Linked DNA regions of Homo sapiens: region 1 is linked to region 2. A link is an interaction called in ENCODE POLR2A ChIA-PET data of the cell type or tissue named here. Cell type or tissue: HepG2. All regions are shown on one strand. Links, peaks and the distances in the headings refer to the core of each region. The heading gives the core; the rest is flanking DNA. Region 1 overlaps LARGE1 (LARGE xylosyl- and glucuronyltransferase 1). Region 2 overlaps LARGE1 (LARGE xylosyl- and glucuronyltransferase 1).

The links. Peaks named below come from ENCODE experiments on the same cell type or tissue, not always from the same donor. Only the 100,000 strongest peaks of a DNase experiment are listed, where the experiment ranks them.
Region 1: POLR2A ChIA-PET joins it to region 2 with 27 read pairs; 2 of 35 experiments call an interaction of 5 or more read pairs at or near these places.

The regions. Positions count from the first base shown.
Region 1 is chr22:33,328,445-33,343,887 of GRCh38, reverse strand. LARGE1 (LARGE xylosyl- and glucuronyltransferase 1) reads left to right here. Exons shown (of 15, transcript NM_133642.5): 10 at 6,087-6,242. Among named protein-coding and RNA genes, the nearest start is that of MIR4764, 100 kb to the left of the region's middle. In HepG2, for the core only: no CTCF peak of the experiment used is centred there; a DNase peak (open chromatin) is centred at 7,897.
Region 2 is chr22:33,531,603-33,547,045 of GRCh38, reverse strand. All of the region lies in intron 6 of LARGE1 (LARGE xylosyl- and glucuronyltransferase 1), which reads left to right. Among named protein-coding and RNA genes, the nearest start is that of MIR4764, 100 kb to the right of the region's middle. RefSeq lists a silencer at 2,056-2,256. In HepG2, for the core only: no CTCF peak of the experiment used is centred there; DNase peaks (open chromatin) are centred at 4,685 and 6,715.

The sequences.
Region 1 (15,443 bases), core at 3,189-11,188, 200 kb after region 2:
GTGTAAGTTAAGACTTAATAAACTCCTTTATATATCTACCCTATTAGTTCCGTCCCTCTAGAGAACCCTGACTAATATACTGAGCAAGACAGATCTGATTTTGTTTTAAGCTTGAGCATGTACTCACTTAGTGACCCTGGGCTAGTCTGAGGCTCAGACTCATCCTCTGTAAAATGAAGATAATAATAGAAATCACCATACCAGGTTGTTTTGATTGAATGTGATCCCACAATCACATTCATGAATTTTGAGGGAGAGTGGGAGACAGTCCATTACATCTACTAAGCTATTCAACCCCTGCAGGAGAGAGTAAGGACAGTAGGGGGCTACTGAGGAAACGTGAGAGCTATTTTGTTTCCTCTATAATCCCATGATCACATTCAATGTAGAGAAGTAAATAATAGGTATTATGTATTTAATATCATATATATATATGGATACATACATACATAAAAAACCCTGGCCTGGCCGGATGCAGATGCTCAAAGTGCTGTAATCCTAGCCGTTTGGGAGGCTGAGGCAGGAGGCTCACTTCAGTTTAGGAGTTTGAGACCAGCCTGGACAACATAGTGAGACCTAAGCTCTACAAAAAATAAACAAAATTAGCTGGACATGGTGGTGTGTGCCTGTAGTCCCAGCCACTCAGGGGAAGGATCACTTGAGTCTGGGAGATTGAGGCTGCAGTGAGCCCAGATTGCACCACTGTACTCCAGCCTGGGTGATACAGCATAGACCCTGTCTCTAAAACAACAAACAAACAAACAAACAAAAAACACCAGCCTAATGTCTAGCATATAATGGGTATTGAATACATGGTAGCTATTTAGGTTGGTGCAAAAGTAATTGCAGTTTTTGCAATTTTTAATGGCGAAAACCGCAAGTACTTTTTGTACCAAACTAAATATTATTTATTTAGATCCTAGCACAAGGTAATGGAGTATTCTATGTCCTGATGATTAAAAACTCAGGTGCAAAATGTAAACCTGAATATACCTTAACAGATTTTTGGATGGGCTTGCCGATCAGAGGGAGCTGGATGGGAAAGCACTCTTCAGAACCGCCTTTGCTTGCCTAAGACCTCGCCATCCACTCCCCCATCTTCCTTCTTATGTAACACCAGCACTTGCCTGTAGTGAATACACAAACTAGACAGATGCAGAGCGGGATGAGGCTTGATGAGCTAACAGACGGCTTGCGGTGGGTTGTGGGGCACCAGGAGACCTGGGTCCTAGTCCCAACCCTGACTTGGCACAGACTCACCATGTGATGTTGGGCAGACTCATTTCTCTGTAAATTTCACTCTCCTCATCTGTAAAATGCTCAGCCCTTTAGGACTAGATATAATAGTAGTTAAGAACCTCAGGTTTGGGCTTCAGAGTTGACTTCCAGTCTCAGCACTGCAACTTACCAGCTGTGAGATACAGGCAAGTCACATACCATCTCCATAAAGTGGACAGTGGGATTCAAATGGGCTTGTTTGGAGGATTTAATGAGACCATGTCTCTTAAGTACCTGGCAGATTTGTGCACAATCCATTAAGCTTTGTTTGCGGGGTCCATAGGCCAGCCCTTCTTTTCACTTAGTTTAAGTTTCTCCCTGTTGAAGAAGCTTAACATTTCCTCAGTCAGATCCACATCCATCAACCTTCCTGCTGGCTCAGCACTTGGCAAGCACCGGAATCATTCGCAAAGACGACACGATCCCCCCACTGGGTGTGAGTGACACCAGCCCACATGCAATTATTTTAATGCATGGCCCAGGATCTTATGCCCAGATCAAATGTGTTCTCAGGGGAGAGTCTTCCCTCTCCTACCCTTCAAAAGGCACAAGAAGAAAAGCACATATTGCACACTCATACGTCCCTGAAATGTAAGCCTCATCGAATAGTTTCATCCCTGCCAGCCGTCTCTACTCTCCTGAATGCGGAGTGCTTGCTTTCTGACTGATGGCGGCAGGAAGGAGAAAGGAGGGCAGAACTCCTTCCCTGCCCCATCTTTGAGAGGGTAGGAAACCCACACTTATGGAACCACTCTAACATGGAAGCACTGAGCTAGGCATTTGTTTAACCCTCTTACCTACTTGCTGATCCCCACCTTGCACTTGAGGAAACAGGTTCCAAGAAGAGAAACGAGTTGTTCAAGGACACACACAGCTAAGTAAAGAGCATAGCTGGAATTCAGACCTCGGCTGGTCTGAGGTTCATAGTTCTTACTCTGGCTACTGTATCATTCGTTGTTGGTTATGGGAGTTCGTGGGGATGTGGTTTGGACCAAATAGGTTTCCCCATAATTCACTGTGCCATGAGAGAGAAAACTGGTCTTCTAGAGCAGTATTTATCCAGCCAACTTCAATGGGTATTGCTATTGCACATTGCCAAAATAGAGGACAGAGGGAGCTGGGTCTTCCAGTCCTCTCTTCAGATGGCAGGCTCTGGACCCTGCTGCAGACTCTCATAGATGGAACCCAACCAAAGGAGGGAAACAAGAAGTGACTGAGCTGTGGATACCCAGTTCCTTCCCTCAGTGTCGTAGTCCAGTCTGGCTGCTTGATGTTTATTTCTCAGTTTCTGGAGGCTGGGAAGTCCAAGGTTAGGGCGCTGGCAGATTTGGTGTCTGGTGAGGGCATGCCTTTCGGTTCATAGTCAGCACCTTTTCCATCTGTCTTCACATGGTGGAAGCAAGCAAGGGAGCACTTTGGGGTGTCTTTTCTAAGGGCGCTAATCCACTCACGAGGGTTCTTCCCTTGTGACCTAATGACTTCTCGAAGATCCCACCTCCTAATGTCATCACCTTGGCGATTAGGCTTTCCACATGTGAATTTTGTGGGGGAATGGGAGATAGTCCATTACATTTGATATACTGTTCAACCCCCACAGGAGGAGAGAGTAAAGGTAGTAGGGGGCTATTGAGGGAAAAGCTATTTCATTTCCTCTATAATCAGACAAAGCATGAAACAGAATGTTTTAAAAGCTTGGCTTCTGTCCTCCACAGTGTATAGGAAAGAATGTGGGCTTGGGAATCAGACATGCTTGTGTTTGAAGCCTAGCTCCCATGTTTACCAGCAAGGTGGCCATAGGCAAGTCACTTCTTCACTGTTTCTTCCCCTTTACGATTGCATGCCTTGCTAGGGTCATTGTGAGGACTAAAAGAAGCCAATGAATGTAAAACTGCTGGTGAAGTGTTCAACCCATGGGTGAGCCCCCCAGGAGAAGGCTCCCAGTCAAGGGCATGAGCAGTGGCCACTCAGTACAGGCTTCCCTTTCCCGTCACAGGTGTCCCATGGAGGGTTCTCTGGGGACTGTGCTCAGGTATTCATGCCGTTGCACTGGGCTGAGCCTTGCCTTGGTGTCTGCCAAGGAGCATTGAGAATATGATCATATATGACCAGGGCCACCTCACAGTGCAGTCCTCATGGGGTCTTTCCCTGGCTTAGCTGTTTTTGATGGTGTGTGATTTCCCTCACCTGGACTCAACCTGTCCCCTTGGACCCTCTGCCTCCACCCATCATTCAGGGTTCAGCTTATGTGGCTCAACTGTGAGAGGCCATCTGATTGGCCCAGCCATCAGTCTCCTGGGTCCCTGTGTGCTGATCTCAGACACAGTGCAAGCCCAGTGAGTAGTTAAGCAGGTGGACTCTGGAACCAGGCTTCAGAGGTTCCAAGCCTACTTTTCTGTGACCACAGGCAAATTACAGAGTCTTTCTGTGCCTCTACTTCCCCATCTGTAAAATGGAGTTAATAATCATGCTGCCCCATAGGCCTGTTGTGCGTATTAAATAAACTAATACAAATTATGTCTTGCTGATCATGGTTATTCTATAGTAATAATGAATCATTTTTAATACTAACAATGAATGCCACCAGATATTAATAATAAATTAAGGTGCTTTCTTAGAATAAATTTTAGTACTATTAAATATTCTAGGCCAGGCGTGGTAGCTCACACCTGTAATCCCAGAACTTTGGGAGGCCAAGGTGGGAGGATCACTTGAGCCCAGGAGTTTGAGACCAGCCTGGGCAACATGGCAAAACCCCATCTCTACAAAATACAAAAACTTAGCTGTGCATAGTGGCATGTGCCTGGTCCCAGCTATTCAGAGGGCTGAGGTGGGAGGATCACCTGAGCCCAGGAGGTCAAGGCTGCAGTGAGCCAAGAGTGCACTTTGTTATGACCATGTCATAAACAAATAAATATTTTATAAATATTTTATTGCTTTTCCCAGATTTTTTTTTCTTGTGCATATCTTGTCTCTCCAATCAAACTGTCTACAAGGCCTTCTGTCTCGGCTGGAAGTTACAGCGGACTCTTAACCATCATCCTAGGCTCTAGTTTTGCATCTCCCATCCTGCGACTTGCATCTTCTTCATTATGAATAGAGTGATCTTTCTGAAACCTAGAGTTACGGATGTTCCTCCTGCTGAAAATCTGCAGTACCTACAGTCTGAGTGCTGACCATGGGCCTCTCAGGTCCAGGGCATGACCCCACGACGCCACTACCAACATTTTTCCGCCCCTTGTGCGGAAAGACCCCATATCTTTCCGCCCCTTGTGCTCCAGCTAGAGCACTTGAGTTCTCATGCTCCAAATGAGCCACCCCACCCCAACACAACACATCTTCCCTCTGTCCCAGGCCCTGTCTCCCTCAAGCTCCAGCACAAGCATCTTCTTCTTTGATGCTTCTCTGATCATTCTTCAGCTCTCATTTCTTCTTCTTCTTTTTTTTTTTTTTTTTTTATTTTTTGAGACGGAGTCTCGCTTTGTTGCCCAGGCTGGAGTGCAGTGGTGCAATCTCGGCCCACCGCAACCTCCACCTCCTGGGTTCAGGTGATTCTCTTGCCTCAGCCTCCTGAGTAGCTGGGATTACAAGCACCTGCCACCACGCCCAGCTAATTTTTATATTTTTGGTGGAGACAGGGTTTCACCATGTTGGCCAGGCTGGTCTTGAACTCCTGACCTCAGGTGATCTGCCCACCTCAGCCTCCCAAAGTGCTGGCATTACAGGCATGAGCCACCGCACCCGGCCTCTCATTTATTCTTGATCGTCTCTCCATTATCACATTCAAATTACCTGTTTGTGGACACTTTTCCCCAACTGACCATGAGTGTGCCAAGGGAGGGACCCAGTGTCCTATGTCTCTGGCTGCTTCCCAGCCCTCTATACTCTAGGCACTCAGTAGTCAGAACCAGCATCTACTGAGCACTTACCATGTGCTAGGCATTATTTACATGCTTTATAGGCATGAACTTGTTTATTTTTCAAAAAAGCTTTATGAGACAGTGTATCATTCAACGTCCTAGCTGGAGGCAGAAACCACAGCAATTATTTGAACAGAGAATTTAATCTTTAAAAATAGTTATAAGGCATAAAGTGTTCACTTGGTACAGGAAGCACTACCCTAGAGCTGAAGAAATAGGAGGAGGAGGTAGGAATGATTAAAACCTGGGGCCAGGACCCAGACCTCTAGGATGGCATCACCAACCGATTCCAGAGGCAGCATCACTGGGCCGAGAAGTAGGGACAGCGAAGCGTGTTCTGAGTGTGGGAAAAACTGCAGAATGGATGTAGCTGCTGCTAAAGGAAGGAGGTGCCACTGCTGGGCTGAAAAAATGGGACTAGGGTGATGCCCACAGGGACAGGAAGCAACAGGAGGAGCAAGCGCCTTTCTCCCCTTCCAGACCCTTCATGTCCCAGTCATGCTCCCTCTGGGTGGCACCTACAGGCAGCAGGTGGCCAAGCAGAATTAGGGTTTGTAGAGTCGTGGCCTAAGCATCACATCTTAGGGCTGAGAGATGACAATGTAATAACTGGCACAGATTATTCCCATTTCACAGATGAGGAAACTGAGGCACAGAGATTCAGTCACTTGTGTGAGATTAAAGGACTACCTAGAGCAGAGGCAGGGTTTGATCCCAGGTGACCTGGCCCCCGAGCCCCTACCCTTAACCACTCTGCCAAAATGTTGAATGAGCGAATGAGCAGACCCTCAAATAATGCTTAGCCCAGTGCTGAGCCATGGCTTCCTACAGGTGTGAGGGATCCCCACCCCACCCCTGCCATACCTGACCACTTCCTTATCTCCCTGCCAGGTCATTCACTGGAACTCCCCCAAGAAGCTCCGGGTGAAGAACAAGCATGTGGAGTTTTTTCGCAACCTCTACCTGACCTTCCTGGAGTATGACGGCAATCTTCTGAGGCGGGAACTGTTTGGCTGCCCCAGTGAGGCTGATGTCAACAGTGAAAACGTAAGTGGCTCGCAAGGCTGGGCAGGGAAGGGGCGGCTTCTCTGCTCATCCATCAAGGACCTCCCCCATGCCAGGCTCTATGTCAGGCTCATGGCAGGACCTAGGTGAACACAACGCCATCGGTGCCCAGGGTCCACCATCTAGTCGGGGAGAGAGGTACATCAGCGGGTCCTTTGCATGCTCATCATTGTGGATGCAGACAGGGTATGTTTGGTCCAGACGAGGTGAAGTCAGAAGTGAGTTTCCAAGCAGAGGAAACAGAATGAACAAAACCACCAGTGAAAGGAAAGATCAAGTGTCTCTCATAGCCAGGAAACACCAATGTTTTTGTGGACATGATACCCACATGGGAGACCCTGGATTCAGTGTAGTCAGTGCATGGGGAAACACAAAAAGAGCTTTTCACAAGTAACTGGCTCCTTTAGGGTGAGCATGGGTGAAGACAGTGTTAGGTAGGTACTAAGTCACCGCCATAGCTACAGTCTACTATAGCTATTCCTGTTTCTCTGTCTCTTCACCACTTATAATTTGTTCATATGCTGTATCTCATTTGATGTTCATAGAAACCCACTTTTTTTTTTTTTTTTGACAGAGTTTCACTCTGTCACCCAGGCTGGAGTGCAGTGGCGTGATCTTGGCTCACTGCAACCTCTGCCTCCCGGGTTCAAGCGATTCTCCCGCCTCAGCCTCCCAAGTAATTGGGATTACAGGCATGCACCACCACACCCGGCTAATTTTTTGTATTTTTAGTAGAGATGGGGTTTCACCGTGTTAGCCAGGATGGTCTCGATCTCCTGACCTCGTGATCCGCCTGCCTTGGCCTCCCAAAGTGCTGGAATTACAGGTGTGAGCCACCGCGCCCGGCCAGAACCGACTTTTTAGAGTTGAGTAAGTTGAGGCACAGAGAGATTAGGCAGGTTGCCCATGGCCCCACAGGAAACAAGGAGCAACGTTGAGACTGGTTGTGAGTTTCTTAGGATATAGAGAAGAGGCACTTTAACAGAAAAAGCAGGGCATGGGGAGTCAGGCTGACCTGGGTTTGGCTTTAATTCCTTCCAGTTACTACCTGTGTGATCTCAGATAAGTGACTCAACCTCTGTGCTTCATTTTCTTCAACTGTCAAATGGAGAATAAAAACTTTTGTGGGGCCAGGCGCGGTGGCTCACACCTGTAATCTCAGCACTTTAGGAGGCTGAGGCAGGCGGATCACTTGAGGTCAGGAGTTTAAGACAAGCCTGGCTAACATGGTGAAACCCCATCTCTACTAAAAATACAAAAATTACCAGGCATGGTGGCAGGCACCTATAATCCCAGCTACTCGGGAGGCTGAGGTAGGAGAATTGCTTGAACCCGGGAGGCGGAGGTTACAGTGAGCCGAGATCATGCCACTACACTCAAGCCTGGGCAACAAAGTGAGACTCTCTCAAAAACAACAACAATAACAACAAACTTACATGGGATGTTTTGACAGTAGCTGAAAAGTTGCATGCAAAGCACCTAGCTTGGTGTTGGCCCTGTGTTACATGCATAGTCAATATTTGCACTCTGCTCTTTCCTTGACCCTTAGTATTAGACACAGAAGTACCTGGTTCATTCCTTTAGGCAGCAAACATTTACTGAGGACCTTCTACTTATTCTGCACACTAAGTATTCGTAGATGAAAAAGGACTTTGGTTCCTGATCTCATGATGTTTATATTCTGGTGGAGGAGACACAGTTAATAACTAAACTCGCAGAAAACAATGATCAGCCAGTGGCAACTGCTACATAGCAATATATTAGTGAGCAGCTCCACTGGTTTAAGGATTTCTATGAGGAGGTGACGTTTAGTCTGAAACCTAAATGACATGAATGAGCCTCCCAGAGAAGAGCAAAGGGAGCACGTTCCAGGTAGAGGAAGTAGCTGGTGCAAAGGCCCTGAGGCAGGACAGGTTCGGGGTGTGGAACAGAAGGATGGCCAGTGTGCCTAGGAGCTAGTGGGGAGGGAGGGCTCAGGTAGGCAGGAGCCAGATTGGTAGGAGGTTGTATGTTGGATTTCAGATTCAGAATTTTGATTTATTGTTGTTGCTGCTGTTTTTATAGTTATTTTTTATAGTTATTTTGGATGTAGTGAGAATTCTTTTAGGCTCCCAATGGCAGGGAAGGGCACCTGTGGAAGGACCAGAGGCATGTACTCGCCTGGCCTTTTATCAGGATGACCCTGGTCACAGTGCGCCCCTGCTCTCTGTGACTGGGTCCCCAAGTCACAGTGGATCGCCACTGGCTCTGGCCCTTCTCCCCATCACCCTAGAGGCCTTCTCAGCATCTGCCCTCCTTCGCATCTAGTGATAAAGGAAAGAAAACCATTAAGCACTGGAACTCTTTCAGATTCTGGGAAGCACTTAGAGGCTCAACAAACACTGTTCTTTCAGTTTTTCCTTCAGTTCTCTTTGCTCACATCAGTATGTATCATCATCAAGATTTGAGTGCCCATTCGGCACATTTTTGCAAACGTTAAATGGAAACTGTTCTCCTACCTCGTTTATTTCCCCCCTCCATGGAGAAGGCTCCCATAAAAAGCCTTGCAGGATGAAGCCGTCAGTTAATCATTTGTATCAGTGCATTCCCATGCCATGCTGCTGCTCAGTGTTATAAGAAATGAGACTCCTTTTATGAGTGACTCACCAGCTTTTCCTACCATCTCCTTCCCCTGGGGGGATCGGCGAGGTGAAGAAGTCGTCGGTGGTCTTTCTCGGAATCCGTGACCATACTTATTTGCTCAGGAAGAATGCGTGAATGCTGGCCATCTGCCAGGAGCCGTGTAGCTCACGGGGGTTGAACTTAGAGACTGAGCCCACCCCTGTATGTAAGTGGCCTGAAGCTTAACAGCTCTTAGAGATGCCAACAGGAAGGGCCGTCTGGGCCCAGGAGGCCCATGAATGAGAAAGCAGCCTGCTCTAAGCAGTCACCATGGCTGTCATCCCAGTCTCTCTCCCCTCTCTCCCTTGACCACTATGCATGGGCCACATCCACCTCCTTTCTGTGCTTTCTACATTCTGGGCTCACCATAGGGCTTTCGTGCTTGCTATTCCCACTGGCGGGAACACCCTGACCCTCTGTGTTTAAATGTCTCAGCTGTGACATCACAGAAACTTTGCAATCCCCTACCCCCACACAAAGTAATCCATTAAGTCACTGTCTATGACATGCCCTGTTTCTTTTTGTTTGGTGTTTTTTTTTTTTGTTTTTTTTTTTTTGAGACAGAGTCTTGCTCTGTCGCCAGGCTAGAGTGCAGTGGCGCGATCTCAGCTCACTGTAACCTCCGCCTCTCCGGTTCAAGCAATTCTGCTTCAGCTTCCTGAGTAGCCAGGGCTACAGGTGCACACCACCATGCCCAGCTAATTTTTGTATTTTTAGTAGACACAGGGTTTCACCATGTTGGCCAGGATGGTCTTGATCATGATCACCTTTCATGATCCACCTGCCTCGGCCTCCCAAAGTGCTGGGATTACAGGCATGAGCCACCGCGCCTGGCTTTTTTTTTGAGACGGAATCTCGCACTGTCGCCCCAGCTGGAGTGCAGTGCCGCGATCTCGGCTCATGGCAACCTCTCCCTCCCAGATTCAAGCAATTCTTCTTGGCTCAGCCTCCCAAGTAGCTGGAATCAGAGGTGCCTGCCACCATACCCGGCTAACTTTTTTTGTATTTTTAGTAGAGACAGGTTTTCGCTGTGTCGGCCAGGCTGGTCTCGAACTCCTGACCTCAGGTGATCCACCCACCTCAGCCTCCCAAAGTGCTGGGATTACAGGCATGAGCCACTGCACCCAGCCCCTGTTTTCTTTTTGTCAGAGCATCTACTCCTGTTTACAATTACCTGGTTCATATGTTCGTTTCCTACATTTTTTCATAAATGTAATACCAAAACATAAGACTCTTAAAGACTTTGTACTGTTCACCTCTGAGGTTCTCCGTCCTAACATAGGATAGAACCAAGCACATAATAAGCACCTAATAAATATTTATTGAGTGAATGTACTAAGTAAATTTAAGAAGTAAGAATGAATTACCACCAAGTAAAGGGAAGAGCAGATGAAGAAGTGAACTGTTAAAAGAGAACATGCTGGAAGTTCATGTACCAGAGCACAGGCATGTTGGGGGCATGGCTAGGAACAAAGCTGACCAGGAGGCGCCCTGACTGTGCTGAGAAGCTTGGAGTTTCTCCTCAGGGCAGTGAGGAGCCACTGAAGGGTTTTGGTGATGGGCAGATTTATATTAGAGAAAAATCACTCAAGGTAGAGGATGAAATGAAAAAGACAAAACTGGAGGGACCACTTAAAGGACATTGCCCCGGCCCAGCACAGTGGCTCACGCCTGTAATCCCAGCATTTTGGGAGGCTGAGGTGGGCGGATCATGAGGTCAGGAGATCGAGACCATCCTGGCTAACACGGTGAAACCCTGTCTCTCTAAAAATACAAAAAAATAGCCGAGCTTGGTGGTGGGCGCCTGTAGTGGGCGCCTGTAGTCCCAGCTACTCAGGAGGCTGAGGCAGGAGAATGGCATGAACCCGGGAGGCAGAGCTTGCAGTGAGCCGAGATCACGCCACTGCACTCCAGCCTGGGTGACAGAGTGAGACTCCGTCCAAAAAAAAAAAAGGACATTGCCCCATCCCAGGCAAAAACATGATGGATGGGGCTCTGATCTCTAGGACAGTTGCGGTGGGAATGGAGAGAGCAGATGGATTGTTTTGTGGGTACTAAGAACATGAGAGTAGGTGCAGCTAGCACTCATAAGTCAAGACAAGCAGGTTCCTGTACACTGCTCCAGCCCTGTTCCTCTGCTGGCTGGGGCTGGGGCTGGGGCTGGAGCTGGGGCAAAGAGAGAGTCTGTAAACATTGCACTCCTGAACCACAGCTCTGTAGGGAGTTTACCACCTGGTCTTCCGCAGCGCGTCAAGTGTTATCTGCAGACACAACCAGAGGGAAAGGGTATGATCTTGGATCCAGCCCAAAGCCTATGCTCCCAGCTCTGTGGGAAGAGGTCATTAGAGCTGTGATAAGTGCACAGATGGTGGTGAGTCTGAAAGAAACCAAGTCAGGAACCTCTTCTTTGGACTTGAGATCCTAGATGGGAGCAGGCTCTGATGGCAGTGTCTAAGTGACTTAAGACTCCTTTCATCCACTGTATTAGTCCATTTTCACGCTGCTGATAAAGACATACCTGAGACTGGGTAATTTATAAAGGAAAGAGGTTTAATTGACTCACAGTTCCACATGGCTGGGGAGGCCTCACAATCATGGCGGAAGAGCAAGGGACGTCTTACACAGTGGCAGGCAAGAGAGAGAATGAGAACCAAGTGAAAGGGGTTTCCCCTTATAAAACCATCAGATCTCATGAGACTTATTCACTATCATGAGACCAGTATAGGGGGAACCTGCCCCCATGATTCAGTTAACTCCCACTGTGTCCCTCCCACAACATGTAGCAATTATGGGAGCTACAATTCAAGATGAGATTTGGGTGGGGACACAGCCAAACCATATCATCCACCCAGCTGATAATTCAGGTAGTCGCCAGACACAGGGCTAGTGTTCTAGCAGGCAGCATTGCAGATTAAAGCTCGGCTCTTGCAGTCACTGTTGAGTGAGGGTTACAGACAAGCAGAGGATTATTAAGTAGTGCGGTTAGTGCCAAAATAGTGGTAGTGCTTTGAGAGCACACGGGAAGGGCATTTTACACAACTAGGGAGAGAAGGTGCATCGAGGAAGACTTCCTGGAGGAGGTGAGATTTAAAGGTTGAATAAGTAGGAGTGAAGGAGTCTGAAGGGTAAACTTGGTGGGTGGGAGGGAGCAACATGAGCACTGGAGACCAGGAGCCAACACAAGCATGATCACTCGAGGACCTGCTGGGAGTTGAGAGTCAAATGAAGTCAGTGTGAGAACTATAAAAATGGCTGCACAGGCCAGGTGCGGTGGCTCACGCCGGTAATCCCAGCACTTTGGGAGGCCGAGGCGGGCAGATCACCTGAGGTCAGGAGTTCAAGACCAGCCTGGCTAACATGGCGAAACCCCGTCTCTACTAAAAGTACAAAAAGTAGCTGGGCATGGTGGCACATGTCTGTAATCCCAGGTACTCGGGAGGCTGAGACAGGAGAATCGCTTGAACCTGGGAGGCAGAGGATGCAGTGAGCCGAAATCATGCCATTGCACTCCAGCCTGGGCAACAAGAGCAAGACTCCGTCAAAAAAAAAAAAAAAAGATAAGAAGAGAAAGAGAGAGAGAAAGAAAGAAAAGAAAGAGCTGCACAAGTTAATTTTTGCATTATTTTAACTTTTTCACTGGGAAATTGATAATGACAACAAGAGTATGAGCTCTCTGGTAATCTGAATCGCTCATTTAATAGACACATGACCTCAGAGAAGTCACCTAAATGCTCTGAGCCTTGGGTTTACCATCTGAGAAATGGGTACATGACACCATTGCCATGGGGTTTTATGAACAATTGAAGGCCAAAAAAGAAGGACTTGGCACCAGGAACACAGTGTGCCTTGGGATGAGTTTCTTCACAGACCCCAATGCCTGACCCATGTGATCATAATCCACTGTTCCACACATAGGCTTTAGGTTTTATTAGCAACTCTGGTAAAAAGACGTAGCAGAGAAGGGAACCTGTAGAGTCTCTGAGAAATCTGTCTGTAAAGCATGTGAGAGGGTGTCACATTTGCTCTAAGTCAAACAATCCCCAGTATCCCCACTGATTCGGAAATTCAGGGTAGGAAGAAGAGGCTATTTGGTTTGCCTTGCTGCCAAAATAAAAATAAGGACATCCAGTCAGGGATGTAATTCTTCATCAAGGAGCCAAGATGTGAGGGGCAGAGCGCCATTTCAGAGCCACTGGTTGGGCTGCTTGCTCTAGGACAAGACAGTTTGATTTGCAAGAGAACAGGCTCCCCCAGTGCTATGGAATGACAGTAGCTAATTGGTCACAGCCACTTGTCTCTCATAGTTTGGGCATCTCTCCCTGGAACTTGTAAATTCTTTATGTAGTGCAGTAAGCATTTGGTATGCATTGGTTATTATGAGTTGATTGATTGACATAGGGATGGAGGTTAGAATTCTATACCTTAGCATTTCTCTCCCTTTTCCTCAACAACCCAGCCCCTCAAGAATATCCAAGAAATGGCAGGGTGCGGTAGCTCATGCCTATAATCCTTGCACTTTTGGAGGCAGAGGCACAAGGATTGTTTGAGCCCAGAAGTTTAAGGTTGAAGTGAGCTATGATCGATCCGCTATACTCCAGCCTGTGTGATGGAGTAAAACCCAGTCCCTAAAATTAAATTAAATTAAATTAAATTTATAAAAGAATATCCAAGAAACCCCAGGACTCTTCCAGAACATAGTTGGATAATCAGAGCTATTCTCTACCGTTTTTTCTATTCAGAATCCTTCCACAGTATCCCTAATAGGCTTGCATCTGGCTTCTGCTGAAATTCTCCCAAAGACAGAGAGCCACCTTCCAAGGCAGCTTACTCTGCTATTGGAAAGCTCCAGATGCTAAATTGTTCTACCTCATGTTGGGCTGAAATATTCCCTTCTGTAAAGAACCCACTGATCTGAGCCCTGTCCTCTGGAGTCTAGGTTTTGTTGGGTTTTTTTTTGTTGTTCTGTTTTTTTAATGAAACATAAGGAAATAAGGATCCTTCCACCTCCCTAGTACCTGACAGCCCAGAAGATAGCATAGAAAGTTTCCATTCAGTTTGCTATTTAGAAACATGCAATGCTCCCTAAGTATTGTATTTGTAGGGTGATGCTTTATCATCAAGAGGGTCTTGCTCCACCTAAGGGAATTTCCAACTAAAGGAACCTCATCTTTTTAAATGCAAAAACCATTAAAATAGATGGGTTTTAACCAATTTGGACAGGAAACTTGCTGCTAAAGTGTATGCCGTTCCTTTAGTAAGCAAACACTAAACTCAGTTTAGTATTAAACTAAGTTTACAATATTTGATGACTGTGGTTACATTGAAAAGGCTGGAGGAGGTGGAGGGGGTTGTCCAGAGGAGGAAAGATACTGTTTAACCTGGCAGGAAATGGCCCCAGACTGTTCACTGCTTATTCTGTGGATTCCTTTCTGACAGCTGTCACTTTCTGCTTATCAGCTTCAGAACAACCCTTTCTGGGCTCGCCTCCTTGTTCCTTCTTTCCAAGGCAGCCAACGCCCCCTTCCCCCCACAAAAAAAAAACCCACAAAGGTATTTAATTTAGAAAGACTGATGGTAAAAGAATGATCTGTTGTTATGTTAAAAGCTAGATTATGAAACATACCAAACATCCACAAACTACAAAAAAAAAATACACTGGACACCAATGAATTTTTGAATGTATATGGAATTGTAAGTCAACAGCCAGTGTCTCCAACCCCTGCCCACAGCAGACATCACTAATTGATGACTGCATTATTCACCTATGCCCAGCTTCTTTATCCTCCTCAAAACAGCACTCTGAGTAATCAGTATTGGTCTCCTAGCCTCCTAGTGATAGCAGGGAACCAAAGCCTGCTGGGTATCCCTACGATAGGTATTAGTCATTCTGGTCTCTCCTGCATGAGCACAGCTCTTTGTGCTGTTCTAAGACCTTTCTCTGCTTGCCTCTAGCTTTTGGGAATTGGAAATTTTCTACAGGGAAAGAAAGAGAAAGGGAAATACAACTTTAATCTTCACCACAAAGAGTGGGAGTCATTATGAGTCACATTTCACAGATAAGGAAAGGAAGGCTTCAAAGAAATGATTTACTTGTTCAAGACCACACAACTCCTAAGTGCTGGGGCCGTGATTAGAAACCAGGTCTACCTAACTCTAAAGCCACAAGACAAGGAAGTGCTTCCCAAATGGATGTAGCTATGTATGTCATATTAATGTAATAGTAAGTTACATTATTACATATATCCAGGTTATTCCACAATTCTCCTAGTTGTTATATGGATACGGTTTTCTTACTCTTTCACTAACCCTTCAAGGTAGTTCCTGTTATCTCCTTTTTTATTATTTATTTGTTTTATTTTATTATTATTATTATTATTATTATTATTTTGAGAGAGAGTCTCGCTCTGTCACCCAGGCTAGAGTGCAGTGGCACAATGTCGGCTCACTGCAACCTCCGCCTCCCGGGTTCAAGCAATTCTCTGCCTCAGCCTCTCGAGTAGCTGGGATTACAGGCACCTGCCA
Region 2 (15,443 bases), core at 2,541-10,540:
AGGTTAAATAATACTAAATACTAAAATCTTCTAACTGGCAAGTGGCAGAGCCAAGATTACAACCATCTCCACTATTACGAGTTGATTTATTCCACAGGTTTTGAAGCACTGTTCCTCATCAATCTCTAAATCAGTACCGAGTTTGTAAGAATGGATAAGATGGGCCAGGTGCGGTGGTTCACGCCTGTAATCCCAGCACTTTGGGAGGCCAAGGTGGGCGGATAACCTGAGGTCAGGAGTTTGAGACCAGCCTGGCCACCGTTGTGAAACCCCATCTCTACTAAAAATACAAAAATTAGTCAGATATGGTGGCATGCACCTGTAGTCCCAGCTACTTGGGAGGCTGAGGCTGAGAATTTCTTGAACACAGGAGGCATAGGTTGCAGTGAGCTGAGATTGCACCATTGCACTCCCGCCTGGGTGACAGAGTGAGACTGTGTCTCAAAAAAAATAAAAAATTTAAAAAAAGAATGGATAAGATGGTTCACCTGCCTTCATGGAGGTCCTGTTCTGAGAATTCCGAAGGGCAGTCAAAGATAAAGGACTATGGTGAGAGAAAAGGGGGCATGTGCCAAACATAATGGTGTTGCCATGGAGACAGTCATTAATTTCGGAACCTGGGAAAGACATCCCCCATAACCTAAGAGAAATCGGTCCTTGTTGATTGGCTGGAGATCTCCACCTGGGAAAAGGGGAACAAATAGGCCATTCCAAACAAAAGGCACAGAATGGACCAAAGGCAGGAAGGCATGATAAAGCGTGGTGTGTTCCCTATGTCAGTTGCATTCCCTAAGGAATCAGGTGGTTGGTGAGATCGGAGGGTTTGGGAAGGTGATGGCAGATCGAAAAGTAGGTAGGAGCTAGGTCATGAAGGATTTAGCGTGCTGTGCCATGCCAAGGAGTTTGGCCTTTTCTGGAAGGCACTGAAAATCCACTGACAGTCTCATAAGGAGAAGACTGACCAGGTCATACTAATCAGTCCTCAGTGTAGAAAGGTGAGTGTGCGCTTGTCAGAGAAATGGTTTGGAGGAACCAAAACCGAGCATCCAATTAGGAAGCCATGTCAATAATTCATGTAAGGAATGATCATGGCCTGAACTAAGGCAGAGGTTGAGCACAACAGCAGAATCAAATGCTATTAAAGGGTTAAAATGGGTGTCCAGGGCACCTGCCATGGCTCACGCCTGTAATCCAAGCACGTCGGGAGGCCAAGGCTGGTGGATCCCTTGAGCTCAGGAGTTCGAAACCAGCCTGGGCAACATGGCGAAACCCTGTCCATACAAACATATAAAAATTAGCTGGGTGTTGGCTGGGCGCAGGGGCTCATGCCTGTAATCCTAGCACTTTGGGAAGCCGAGGCAGACAGATCACTTGAGGTAAGAAGTTCGAGACCAGCCTGGCCAACATGGCAAAACCCCATATCTGCAAAAAATACAATTAGCCAGGCATGGTGGTATGTGCCTGTAGTCCCAGCTACTTGGAAGGCTGAGGCAGGAGAATCTCTTGAACCCAGGAGGTGGAGGTTGCAGTGAGCTGAGATCGTGCCACTGCACTCCAGCCTGGGCAACAGAGCGAGACTCCAACTCAGAAGAAATTGTGTGTGTGTGTGTGTGTGTGTGTGTGTGTTAGCTGGGTGTAGTGGTGCACACCTGTAGTCCCAGCTACTTGGGAGGCTGAGTTGAACACAGGAGGCTGCGGCTGCAGTGAGCTGAGATCATACCACTGCCCTCCAGCCTAGGCAACAGAATGAGACCCTGTCTCTAAAAAAAAAAAAAAAAAAAGAAAAGGAAAGACATAGGTGTTCTGGTCAGGTGTAGTACAAAAGAAAAAAGATTTGTACATGACCTACTTTCCCAGTTTGCAGATTAAGTAGGGAATACAAAAGGAAGCGCAGATTTAGAGTGAGAGAATGAATTCGTCTCTTCTATGTCTGTGATTTTTCTTTTTGTTGTTGTGGTTTTGATGTTTCACTATAACACGTGCTTCCTCATGATATACTGTGTTTGTGTTCTACTGTGGTAGTTGTGGTGTTCTGCCTGCTCAGCATACGTTTCTTCCTTCCAGTAACATCAGCAGAATGACTGTTTTTCTGTTGAACACCATATCTCTCCTTGCTTGTTTCAGTTGGTTTTTAGTGTGTTTGAGGGGTGTTGATCTCATCCCTGGCTGAAGGGATAAGGACATGACTCAGTCCTGGCCAGCTGCAAGACCACAGACATCTCCCTGGCTATAGGGATTGGTTTAGGGCAGATTTGTGACCCAAGCTGAACCAATCAGAACTAGTAAGCATTACGCCAAGGCTTTTTGCTAGTGCTGTTGGGAAAGGTACTCGTTGTTGTTGTTGTTGTTGTGGTTGTTGTTTTGAGACAGGGTCTTGCTCTGTTTGCCCAGGCTGGACTGCAGCGGTGTGATCTCAGCTCACTGCAACCTCCACCTCCAGGGTTCAAGTGATTCTCCTTCAGCCTCCCAAGTAGCTGGGATTACAGGCGTACCACTACACCCAGCTAATTTTTGTAATTTTAGTAGAGATGGAGTTTCACCATGTTGGCCAGGCAGGTCTCAAACTCCTTACCTCAGGGGATCTGCCCGCCTCAGCCTCCCAAAGTGCTGGGATTACAGGCGTGAGCCACCGCACCTGGTAGAAAGGTACTCTTTCCACTCTATTTGCTAAACTGTGATGAGGCAAAGCTGGAACCACCATTTGTCATTTTGACACCGCCAGGAGTTTCCAAGACCACCCCTAAATTCACTGGTTTGCTAGGAGGACTCACAAGACTCAGTGTATGTCATACTCACAGATATGATTTATTACAGCAAAAAGATATAAGGCAGAATCCACAAAGGAAAAAGGCTCATGGGGTGAAGTCCAGAGGAAACCAGGCTCAAACTTCAAGAGTCCTCCCCCAGTGGAGTCACGCAGGACATGCCAATTCCCCCAACAATACGTTGTGACAACACACATGAAATGTTGCCCAAAAGGGAATCTCATGAGAGACTCAGCACCCAGGATTTTTATTGGGGGCTGGTTATGTGGACATTCTCTAGGACATACCAAAATTCTAGACTCCCAGAAGGAAAGCAGGTGTTTATGGTAAACCATTTTGTTTGCACAGTTTAGACACAGTGAGCTCTTAGAGAATAGCAGGAAGCTTCCCAAAACCCCAGTTCTCAGATGCCAGCCAAGGGCCAGTCTTGCAAGCAGTTCATCGTTCTAAGGACAGCAGTGTCAAGCCTGCCGTGTTACCTCTTTCCTAGACAGTCAGTTTGTCTGAGAGGGCAAACAGATCTGAGAGCTTGAAAAGAGAAGACAGATTTTAGATTACATTGTGTTGGAGTCTCTAGTTCCAGCCATGCCTGAAGCAAAATTTCTCTTTTTAAAAACTGCTTAAGTCTCAGTAAAGTCTCTGTCACTTGCGACCTTAAGAAGCATGCTGGCTGACAGAACCCATGCTAAGTAAATAAAATGTTTTCTTCTGACTTCTTTTCCACTTACTACCATCATTGTTTCCCTTCTTAAATTGTCAGAGCCTCCTTATTGACAGGGCCTTTACCCCCATAGCCTAGCATAGTACCCAGCTTATCATAGGCATTTGTAAACTTTTGATGCGTGGATGAGTTTTCTGTAGCCGTTTAGAGGATTAATCTGTTTAGATGGAAAAGGTGGTATCTGCAGCCTATTTATCCATGAAAGTGACCTAAATTAAAATTCTGACCAAGCTGAATTATCTCTTTGATCTTCCCTTTTACAAATTCCTCTTCACTGAGAAATTGGCCACCGCTCTTATTAAGTAGTACTACTTGGGCTCACCATCCTGGGCCTTTTTTTTTTTCTTTTTTTCTTTTTTGGCCTAATTAACTGTGTCACCATTCAAGCCAATTAGGTGTGTGCCTTACTGGGAGATCAATTAAAAAATAAATTAGTGTCAAAGTGGAAAGGGATGTGTCGAAAGATAAATTTTCTTTCCAGTCTTGTACAGAAGCAGCGGGAAACAGAGCATTTTGTAGCTTTACTTACATGCACACATGTAGGAAAGAAGGACTGGAAGGGATCTTAGAGGTCATGAGTTAGCTCAGTGCCTTTTGTTGCAAAGGTCAAGAAGGTTCTAAGGTCTTTGACTTGGATGATGCAATTTCAAGAGAACTTCGCTTGGACAGAAGTCTGTGTTTCATCTTTACTAGCTGTAGGCGAGTCCCTCTACCTTTCTGATCCTAAGCTATCTGTTCAGTAAGTGCTTCACTGAGTGACTATAGAAAGCATGAATGATTAGTAAAATAAATGGATTTGAGTAGGTGGGCCCAGTGTCTCTTTCAGGTCTATGGATCTGATGCAAATTCACACTGTCAGGGGCAAAGCCAGAACCATATAAAAGCGGGCATCTTTGGTACCTCTCTTGTCCTCATACCCTACATTTATCTTCCAGTAAGTCCTGCTGGCTGTGCCTTCAAGGTTCTATATACCTATCCAAGCCTACTAGATACTAAAATATTAGTTATTGAATAAACAAAATTAGGTCTCTGGCCTCTGGGCTCTTTGGATTCTACGATATATTTTTCTCCCTTCTGTTCCTTTAAAGGAGCAAATAAGAGGGACCCTGAAGTCACCAAGGGGACTTGAGTCACTGAGTTTATATCCGGCATGAAACACTGTCCAAGGCAGGAATGGAGACACAGAGTGAGGAAGAATGACGAAATCTGCCCCAAACAGGGTTCCCATGAGAGTTCAACTAATGAACAGTGACCTGCTGGCTCAGCCCAGGGAGAATCTCAAAACATAACATTTGGCTTCCAAATCATGCTAGATTGTAGTCTATATCTCTGGAGACAGATCTGGTAGCAGTTACAATGGAAGTGGGCTTTTATTCTTTTTTTTTTTTTTTTTTTTTGAGACAGAGTTTTGCTCTTGTTGCTCAGGCTGGAGTGCAGTGGTGCGATCTCGGCTCAATGCAACCTCTACCTCCTTGGTTCAAGGGTTTCTCCTGCCTCAGCCTCCTGAGTAGCTGGGATTCCAGGCAGCCGCCACCACACCCAGCTAATTTTTGTATTTTAGTAGAGATGGGGTTTCACCATGTTGGCCAGGCTGTTCTCCAACTCTTGACCTCAGGTGATCCACCCGCCTCAGCCTTCCAAAGTGCTGGGATTATAGACATGAGCCACTGCACCCAGCCTTGAATAGCTCTTAATGTTTCTCATAGACACGTACAGTAGGGGCTCAACCCCAAATGTTTGTTTCCTTGACTTAAGATTTTAGAGATACCCTGATATCCCATGACATCAGCACTGCCTTTTTTTTTTTTTTTTAATTTTTGGAAAGAAAATGTGTTTTCCTTGTAGAACAGTAAGACGATGACTCCAGACAGGATGAGGGCAGTCAGCACAAAAAGACCCTCTGGGCCTCATTGTAATAGTGAAGGAAAAAACAAGAATTGACTAGACCTTTTCAAGAATGGATTGCTCTGCTGGAGGCATCATTAAGGTTCTCCAGACTGATCCACTTTATACATGTGTGTCATGAATAAAACAATGCATGTCCGTATCAGCACAAAGGTAAAGAATGAAACTCAATTGTGTATATTTCTACTACCTACAGTCAGCTATTGTTAATATTTCAGATGCTTTTCTGTGCATATAGGATGGATTCTTTTATAAAATTGGGATCATAATATAATCCTGTTTGTATACCAGTCTTTTTCGTCTTAACTTTGCATCACAACCATTTTTCTTTGTTATGCTAAAACATAAAAGTCAAAAAGTCGGCTTGCCCTGTGTTCAAGTCCCAGCCCCGGCTCCGTAATCTTGGTGATCCAATTAACCTCTCCCTGCCATATTTTCTTTTTTTTTTTTTTTCTTTTTTTCCCCCACTTTTTTTGAGACAGGGTCTTGCTCTATAGCCCAGGCTGGAGTGCAGTGGCACAATCACGGCTCACTACAGCCTCAATCTCTTGGGCTTGGGTGATTCTCCCCCTGCAACCCGCCCCCCGCCCCCCCCCCCCCGCAACCCACCACCCCAGCCACCATGAGTAGCTGTAACTACAGGTGTGCACCACCACACCTGGCTAATTTTTATATTTTTTTTTAATAGAGATGGGGTTTTGCCACGTTGCCCAAGCTGGTCTTGAACTCCTGTGCTCAAGCAATCCGCCTACCTCCGCCTCTCAAAGTGCTGGGATTACTGGTGTGAGCCGCTGTGCCCGTCTGCCATACTTTATAGGAAAACTGGGCACCTTCTCTTCTCTGAGTGCAGTTGTTGTCAACACTGCCTTTAAGTTATAATCATCTGGGGAGCACGTGAAGAATAATGATGCCCAGGTCTACCCCATATCAGCCAAGTCAGAACCTCTGGTATGGGCAGTGGCCTGCCGTATTTTTGAAAGCTCCCTACATAATGCTGAAGTGTGGCCAGGGTTGAGATTCACTGCCCTAAGGTTGCTATCCCAGGATCTGCTGGCTACTGCAACAAAAGAGACACTGTGTCTTGGTTGTTTTGCCATGGGGGCAGTGGGGCAGGGTACTGTTTGGGAGGAGTGTTTGGAGACGGGATTAAAATCCTGGCACTTGTCCCTCCCAGGGAAAAGGGTCATCCTGTTTATTTTGTGTCAAGAGCTCAAACAGTGATCAAAATCCAATCCAACATCATAAATACCAGAAAAGGTCAGGGCTGGGCTGGTCATAGGATCAAGCACACACAGCCGAGCTGAGGTTGGCACTTAGTCAACTCCAAACTCTTCACTAGCAAACAGCACAGGGGGGGACTTGGCAAGGCCCGGCCTCTTGGCGCCCCAGTCACAGAATGGAGGTTCACATGGCTCTGTTGTTTTTGTCGAAGGAGGAGAAATGCCATTTTCTCAGCAGTCCTTCTCCTTGACTCATTAGTGTAGTTGGCAATGTGGTTACTTTTTAACTTCTCTGCAAATATTCATAGAAAGAGAAGGGGAGTAGAAGGCAGGAGCTGTTAATGTACACCAAGCTCCTATTTTTTGCAGGCCTCCACAGGGTAAAAGGGACTGGCCCCCGTGCACCAGGCCACTGCCAGTGGTGCAGATGAAGGACCTGAGCCCCCACAGGCATCTGAGGTCACATGGTCAGTAGAGCTGGGAATTTTATCCCGGGTCAGAAGAACTTCAAAGCCCATATTTTGTCTTATTACTACACATCTTAAGAGATTAGAGGGCCGGGTGCAGTGGCTCACACCTGTAATCCCAGCGCTTTGGGAGGGCAAGGCAGGTGGATCATTTGAGCCTAGGAATTTGAGACCAGCCTGGGCAACATAGCAAGACCTCTTCTCTACAAAAAAATACAAAAATTAGCCAGGTGGGTGTGGTCCCAGCTACTTGGTAGGCTGAGGTGGGAGGATCACCTGAACCTGGAAAATTTGAGGCTGCAGTGAGCTGTGATCGTGTCACTGCACTCCAGTATAGGTAGTGGAGCGAGACCCTGTCTCAAAAAAAAAAAAAAAAGTTTGGAGGATTTAATTAGATCATTTCTAGATATTCTGATCTTGATTGTGACAATCTAAAGGAAATTGCATTGTAGGCTATTTAAGGAACTTTCCACATAAGTTTGTCAAGCCAGCCTAGCTAATAGAACAGGATATGTTTGAGCAAGTTATTTACCCCATTGGGCCTATGTGGAATCCCACTGGCTCCTTTAATAAAAGAACATCCAGTCCTCAGGGTTGGTGATAAGATGAGTGTGAAGTGCGGATGCCCATGGGCATGGGGAATTTATTTACCAGTTCTTTTATTAAAAGAGCTGGCAGGATTCTGTTACCAGGACTTGCCTTTTTTTTTTTCTTTTAATCAGAAAATTTTGACAAAGAATCTATGAAGTGCAGATGTAGGGCCAACCATACTTTTCACACTTTTTTGATTGTATCCTACAGTCAGAAATACATTTTTCATCACAATCCAAAAGACATATGTGTGTATGTATGTTTATACAGGCATATATACACACATATATGCAGATGAGCAATTAAAACAATATTTTCGTAAAACAATACTTGACCTTACTATGTTCAGTGAATTTTTATATTTCTTTTCTAATCTATTTAATGTATTTTAATTTTTAAAATGCTTGCTCAGATCCACTGAATTATTTTCACAACCTTCAAATGTGTTACAAACCCTAGTTTCAAAAACACTGGACTGGAAGATATCCTAAAATGCCTTTTAACTCTGTATTAAGCATTCTGAAATTCAGCAAACTTGCCAGCAATCAGAGAGGAGATCAGAAGCTCATTTTCTAGAACCCATTTGCTGGAAGGGGCAGTGAGTAATCTCTTGTAGACGGCTTCCTTGTCCTCCAGTGGCCTTCCCCTTCATTGAGTTACTTTGTGTGGCCGTGCCAAGCATGGTGGCTGCCACGTGGTGGGGGGAGCCTTACATCTCATTTTCCTTACTTCCCAGGCAGGTGCCCTGTTTTATTTATCTCTGTATTCCAAGCATCTAGTAAGGCTCAACACTGGGCTCAGTAAATTGATGGGGAAACAAAATAAAAAATGTGGCTCCATTTTCGTTTTTCATTAACCTTCAGGGAAGATTGCACAATGTACCTTCGTAATGCTATTCATTTTTTAACTAGCTTCAATTCAGCTCAGAAATATGTATGGAAATATGCCTACTATGTGCCAGGTAATGTTGGACACAGAAGACACTAAAGAATGCGCAAGAAAGAGAAGTGATTCTTGCTCTGAAGGAAATCCTGTGTAAATGGAGAAGGGGAAGAAAAAAGCAAAAATAACTACAAAGTAATATGGCCATTGCTTGTGCAGAGAGTTTCCAAAAGCATGGTGCAGGCATAGTTGAAGGAGAGTTACTTCCACTTGGGGTAGGTGAGGTTGAGGGGAAGCACTAGAGCTGGGCTTTGAAGACTAGGCAGCAGTTTGTGAGGGTCCAAATAGCAGGGAATTCCAGGCAAAAACAGCACCTTGGAAAAGGCATGGAGGCATGATCCTGCAGGAGCTGTTTGAGGCACCATGACCTGTGGATGTGGATAAAGCTGAGAGTTCACCGGAAGCAGGCCTGCAAGGGGTTGGGCACTCTGCCTCAGAGACATAGGACTTAGGTTGGAATCGCAGGTCCTCCTCTTTCTACCTGTGATAGGCTGGATAATGGCCCCCAAAGACATCCTCAGCCTAATCCATGCACTAGAACCTGTAAAAAAGTACCCTGTATAGGGCCAGGCATGGTGGCTCACGCCCGTAATCCCAGCACTTTGGGAGGCCGAGGCGGGTGGATCACGAGGTCAGGAGTTTGAGACCAGCCTGGCCAGTATAGTGAAACCCTGTCTCTACTAAAAAATCCAAAAAAAAATTTTGCTGGGCATGGTGGCATGTGCCTGTAGTCCCGGCTACTTGGGAGGCTGAGGGAGGAGACTTGCTTGAACCCAGGAGGTGGAGGTTGGAATGAACCGAGACTGCGCCATTGCACTCCAGCCTGGGTGACAGACAAGCCTCCGTCTTAAAAAAACAAATAAACAAATAAACCCTGTATAGCAAAAGGGACTTTACATAAGCGATTAAGTTAATGGTCTTGAGATGGAGGGAGTATCCTGGACTATACAGGTGACCCCCAAATAGAATGAGTGTTCTTGGAAGAGGGAGGTGGAGGAAGATTTGGCTGCAGAGAGAAGAAGCGATATAATGATAGAAGCAGAGATTGGAGTGATGTACTTGGAAGATGGAGTTAAGGGCCACAAGCCAAGGAATACAGACAGCCACTGGAAGCTGGAAACAGCAGGGAATCGAATTCTCCCCAGAGCCTCCGCAGGGAACCAGCCCTGCCAACATCTTGACTTTAACCTGCTAAGACTGATTTCAGGCTTTCTGACCTCCAGAACTGTCAGAGAACAAACGTGTGATTTCAAGCCACGTCATTTGTAGTGAAATGTGGTACAGAAGGAATAGGAAAACTGACACACTTCTTTAAATGGCCTTTCACTGGGCGCGGTGGCTCACGCCTGTAATCCCAGCCCTTTGGGAGGCCGAGGCAGGCAGATAACCTGAGGTCAGGAGTCTGAGACCAGCCTGACCAGCATGGTGAAACCCCATCTCTACTAAAAATACAAAATTAGCCAGGCGTGGTGGCGCATGCCTGTAATCCTAGCTACTCAGGAGGCTGAGGCAGGAAAATCGCTTGAACCCGGGAGGCAGAGGTTGTAGTGAGCTGAGATTGCACCATCGCACTCCGGCCTGGGCAACAAGAGTGAAACTCTGTCTCAAAAAATAAGTAAATAAATAAATAAAATAAATGGCCTTTCAACTTTATTCCACCTCTGTAAGCCTCAGTTTCCTCATGTGTGAAAACGGGGATAGATGGGAGTCATCATGCCTGACGTGGCAGCCTCATCGGGTAAACCTCCTTCTGGTAAGGACGGTGTACGTGTCCTGAAACATGGGCCTTAGCCCACTCTGTGACGCATCATAAGGCCAAATTTATTCATGAAAGTAGATAAAGATGAAACAGGAGAGATAATTATGTTTTATTGAAAATGCTTGTTGACTTGTCTTTGTTTCTGGCAAAGCTACAAGTGTGGAGTGGAAAGTGCCTTATCTGTCTGGTTTATCACTCTCTCCTCAGTGCATAGCAGGGTGCTCAGCACGTTAAGCCTTCTGTAATTAATTGATAACTGATTAAATGCGTGCTCTGTTGTATTTGGAGATCCCAAATCATGAAACATACAGAAGGCCATTTGTAGAGAGAGATTACAGGAAGGGAGGCCAATGTGACCACCACAGTAATCTTCATGAGAGATGATTTTTCATATCTACTTAAAATCCTTCATGTTGCACTTTTCTGCTCATGCCCTTTCGTTCTGTTCTCAGAGCAAGAGAACAGCTGCAGATTGTCCTCAAATAGTCTCGTCTCTACCATTAATTTGTTCTCCAGCCTTCTCTTTCCAAACAAAATGACCCAAATTATTTTGGCTTTCCCTTGTTCAGAGTGCCGTATTGTAATGCCCTGCAGATGTTGCAAGAGGATGGCCCAGAGGACAAAGTGGGCTTGCACATGTGTTTTAAGTGACCATGCGGACTTTTTTGTTTCATGCGAATTATAAAACATGGCAACTTGAACACATGAGCTCATTTCCATGGTCTCTCAAAGTCCACCAAGATGGCAGGAAAGGAATAAAAGAAGGCGTAGTTCACAAGGACTAAGGTACTGGAAGAGGAGAATACAGACAAGGGTTGCCGGCAAATTTCAGGAGTGAAAATACAGATGGGACGGGGGAACCGACATCACAGATCAGCGATCCCACCGGGCAACAAGGCAAGGAGTGGGCTGATTGACTTTGCTGATCCCAGACAGGGCTCAGCCGTGAGAGGTTCCAGGTATTCCCAAATGCCACATGGAATGGATCCCCAGCCCTATGAGGGGGTTGGTCAATAGTTTGTATAAGAAATAGTTAGAACCCCTACCTCTTCTCCAGTTTATACAGCCAGGGAGATATTCCTCTTTGGTCCCTGCATATTGCTGCATTTTTTTTCTTTTTTTTTTTCTTTTGTTTTTGGAGTTTTACTCTCATCACCCAGGTTGGAGTACAGTAGTGCGATCTCAGCTCACTGCTTCCTCCACCTCCCGGGTTCAAGCGATTCTCCTGTCTCAGCCTCCCAAGTAGCTGGGATTACAGGCGCCTGCCACCACATCCAGCAAATTTTCGTATTTTTAGTAGAGACAGGTTTTGCCATGTTGGCCGGGCTGATCTCAAACTCCTGACCTCCGGAGATCCACCCACCTCGGCCTCCCAAAGTGCTGGGATTACAGGCATGAGCCACCGCGCCTGGCCTGCTGGAGGTTTTCTCTTGGACCCACAGCATCAGCGTGGCTCCGGACACACGCACTTCATTGTGCACAGATAGGGTTGCAGCAGGGTGCTGGAGTGAAACCAAGGAGATGAACAGAAGGCGTACGCCCTGACGGGGGAGGCCCCTCAGCCCCTCCTCTACTCAGAAGTCAGAAGGCTTGAGGCCAGTTTTCTGTCCTCCAGACAAGAGATTGTATGATTCCTCTTTGGGGAAACAGCCCAGCCCAAGATTGTGATAATGATGCTTGGGATATGCCAAGTGCTCATGTAAAGTCGTATTAAGTTATTACTCTCGGCTTCAACCCACCCTACTGGACCCTGCTCTGAGATGGTGGGGATGGGACTCTGCATTTCAGCACTGCCAGTATCTTTTGGGGGTTTTACAGATGGAGCGCCATGGGAAGACTGAGTCCAGAGGGGAAGAAGAGACTTGCTCCTGCCTGTCTGCTTCCTGTTTTTTGTAAAAATCAGCCCAGCATTGCAACCTCACCTGGTTGTGTTGTTGATTCTAGTTGTAGTCCATCCTCTCCCCAAACCCAGAACCAGCACTGGGGCAGCCCCGCCTCGGAGGCCTGGGTCCCAGCACTGTGGGGCTCCAAATTCTAATAATCCACACTCTTTCTGTGTTACCCCAGCCCTAGGATTGCAGTTGACACTTGCAGTCGCCATTTGTGTGACAGGTCAGCATTCCCCCTTTGCTCTTACATTTCCCATGCCTGGCTAGCAGCTCTTTATGAAGGTTCCGCTAGCTGGGGTTTCTTGACTGGACCCTCACTCGTGGATGCAGTAGAAGTCAGTGAGTGACTTCATCCCTCTTTTTTTTTTTGTCTGTTTGTTTTTGAGACAGAGTCTTGCTCTGTCGCCCAGGTTGGAGTGCAGTGGCGTGTTCTCCGCTCACTGCAAGCTCCGCCTCCTGGGTTCACACCATTCTCCTGCCTCAGCCTCCCGAGTAGCTGGGACTACAGGTGCCCACCACCACGCCCGGCTAATTTTTTGTATTTTTAGTAGAGACAGGGTTTCACCGTGCTGGCCAGGATGGTCTCGATCTCCTGACCTCGTGATCCGCCTGCCTCGGCCTCCCAAAGTGCTGGGATTACAGGCGTGAGCCACCACGCCCGGCTGACTTCATCCCTCTTTAGTGAAGGCCTGCAGTCAAGAAGCCCACCCACACACTCAAAGCTGCCCACCTACTTTTAATGCCTCACTCATCCGCATTATGAAGAGTCAGTAAACATTGGAGGAAAAGCTCTAATAAAAAAGTCAGGTTAGTTTTGACAAAATGAAAAAAAAAATAAAGAAATGGATAGGAAACAGTCAAGGCAGAGAAGAGCGGAAAACGTCCAAAAAAAAAAAACCTGAAATTAATGTCCTAAGAAAGATGAAACAGCTATTTCACCCATCAAATATGAACAAGATCCTACATTTTTTTTAAAAAAGGCAGCTTTGAAAAACAAGGAAGAGCTTTAGGAAATTAAAAGCATGAGTGTTGACATTTTTAAAAATGGGTCAAAAATTAGAAGATGAAGTGGGGCAGTTTACCATCTAGGTTCTTTTAGATGACTTTAGACTCATGAGAAATAAACACAAACATACATTTATTGAGTGCAGTTGCTGGGCTAACGTTTCCCGACTTGATATTAGCCCATTTATTACTGGTAAAAATCCACAAAGTCGGGGCATTTTACATCTGTTGGATTAAACAACTAAGGCTGAGGGAGCCCTGCCTGATTTTGCAGCTTCTATTAGCCTCATCGCCTCGAGAAAGAGAACTGTATGCCAATCGAGGCAGCCTGCCGCAAAGTTTCCAAGGGGCCGTATGGGGAGACAGCATCTTCATTGTCTAGCTAATTGAAAAAAGGAAGGTGCTCGAATGGAACCCAGCTGATATGAATAGTCTCAAGTGAGGACTCGGTCTTTCAGGCATGGACAGGGCCACCCAGCAGCTGACGACGTTAATAAAATTGTCAGGCAGCTATTAGAATAGCTTAAAATTATTCAATTTTTATAGGTACCTAAAAAAGCCGAACAACACTTGTCTTTGCTCATAAAATGAACATCTGTTAGCTCCCGGAAGACTGGTACCCATTGTTAGTGGCTGGCCCTTTGTATGTCACTCAGCCCAGGATGCTCATAATTTAGCTTGGGTTTTACTCCCTTCTTTAACATGGGCCCTGCAGTAGACATGCATATACTTGATGTTTCTTTTTTCTCAATTTTGTTTTTACTTTTCTCATTCCTTCCACTGAAAGACCATGAAATCAAACATTTGGATTCAACACGCACCACTTTGAGCTGTAACCTACCACGTGTCTTGCTCTGTACTGGCCCTTTGGGGCACTAGCTCATGCTCTCAGTGGCCATTTCAAGTAAACGACTAACTGGACATCATCGATGAGCAGGTTCCAGGGCCGTTGCGCCTAACACTACTTGGCACTCACAAAGGAATGAACACATTCTTGGTGTATGTATAGGGGAAATGGATCTTAGGGCTGAATTCTTGCTTGCATTCTGACAAATCAGCACAGTCTGAATGTTACGTCTTAGAAATGTCAACAGAAGGACCCAAGAAGCCTAAAACTTTAAGCATGGATGATGATGATAAGAATAATTTGCAAGCAAGAACTATGCCACCTCTCACCCTGAGTTGGTGACAGCCAGCCTCTGTTAGCCTTAGTTTTTATATCTGTAAAGTGGGGATGAAAATCTCTGCCTTAGAGTGTTGGTGTCTGGATCATTTGAGATAATGTATGTGAAATATATGGATTAGTGTCTGGCACAGAGTTGGGGTTCAGGAAATGGCTGTTCTTTAGTCTCCCCCTTGTCAGGGCTTGCACATCTAGAGATTTCCCTGCTGCAGGTACAGACCCAACCTAGATCCTGTGGGGACAGAAACAAGTATAAAACAGAACATTTTTCCTCAAGAAGCTTTCTGTATCACACGTAGCCTCCAAAAATTTCTCAAAGGTGGTTAGAACAGGTGTTTTAGGTGGGGAGGAAATAAAACGTTAAAAGAAATTCTGAAGCCCAAGATTTCTTTGTACAAGGAAACAAAAGTTGGGAGAGATTATTAGAGTTAGCAAGTGGTGGGAATGAAATAAGGGATAGATTTGGTCCTCTTCATCCCTGTTCTATTCATCCATTTATTTAGCAAGTGTTAATTAAATGCTCACTCTGTGCTAGGCACATCAGAGTGGTGCACCACTACGGCATCTAAGTTGATTGCAAAAATGTACTAAAACAGCTTTCTAGATCATCTAGGCACTCCTGAGGCTTCAGGCGCCTCCTTGCAATCCCCACCTTGCAGGCATGCAGTGTCTGTTGCATGGAACCATTGGAAGGAAGCTCACCCGGCAAGATAATCTTCTCTTGTTCCGGGCAGCCTGAGCAAACCTTGCATCCTAAACCATTCTTTCTAACTTCCTCTCCCTTCTTTGAGTTTGGTCCTTGAGACCCTACAGCTGAGGCTGATTGGTTGTACTGTGACAGTCCTTCAGGTAATTGAAGTCTACTATCAGAGCCTCCTGGGCGGTTTCCCTCCTCCATGCTGCATTTCTCCAGGTGAAGGATTCCAAGTTCATCAGGATCTTTGTCTTAAGACAGCAGCACACAATTACAAAAGCAGCATCGGTGCAACATATTCA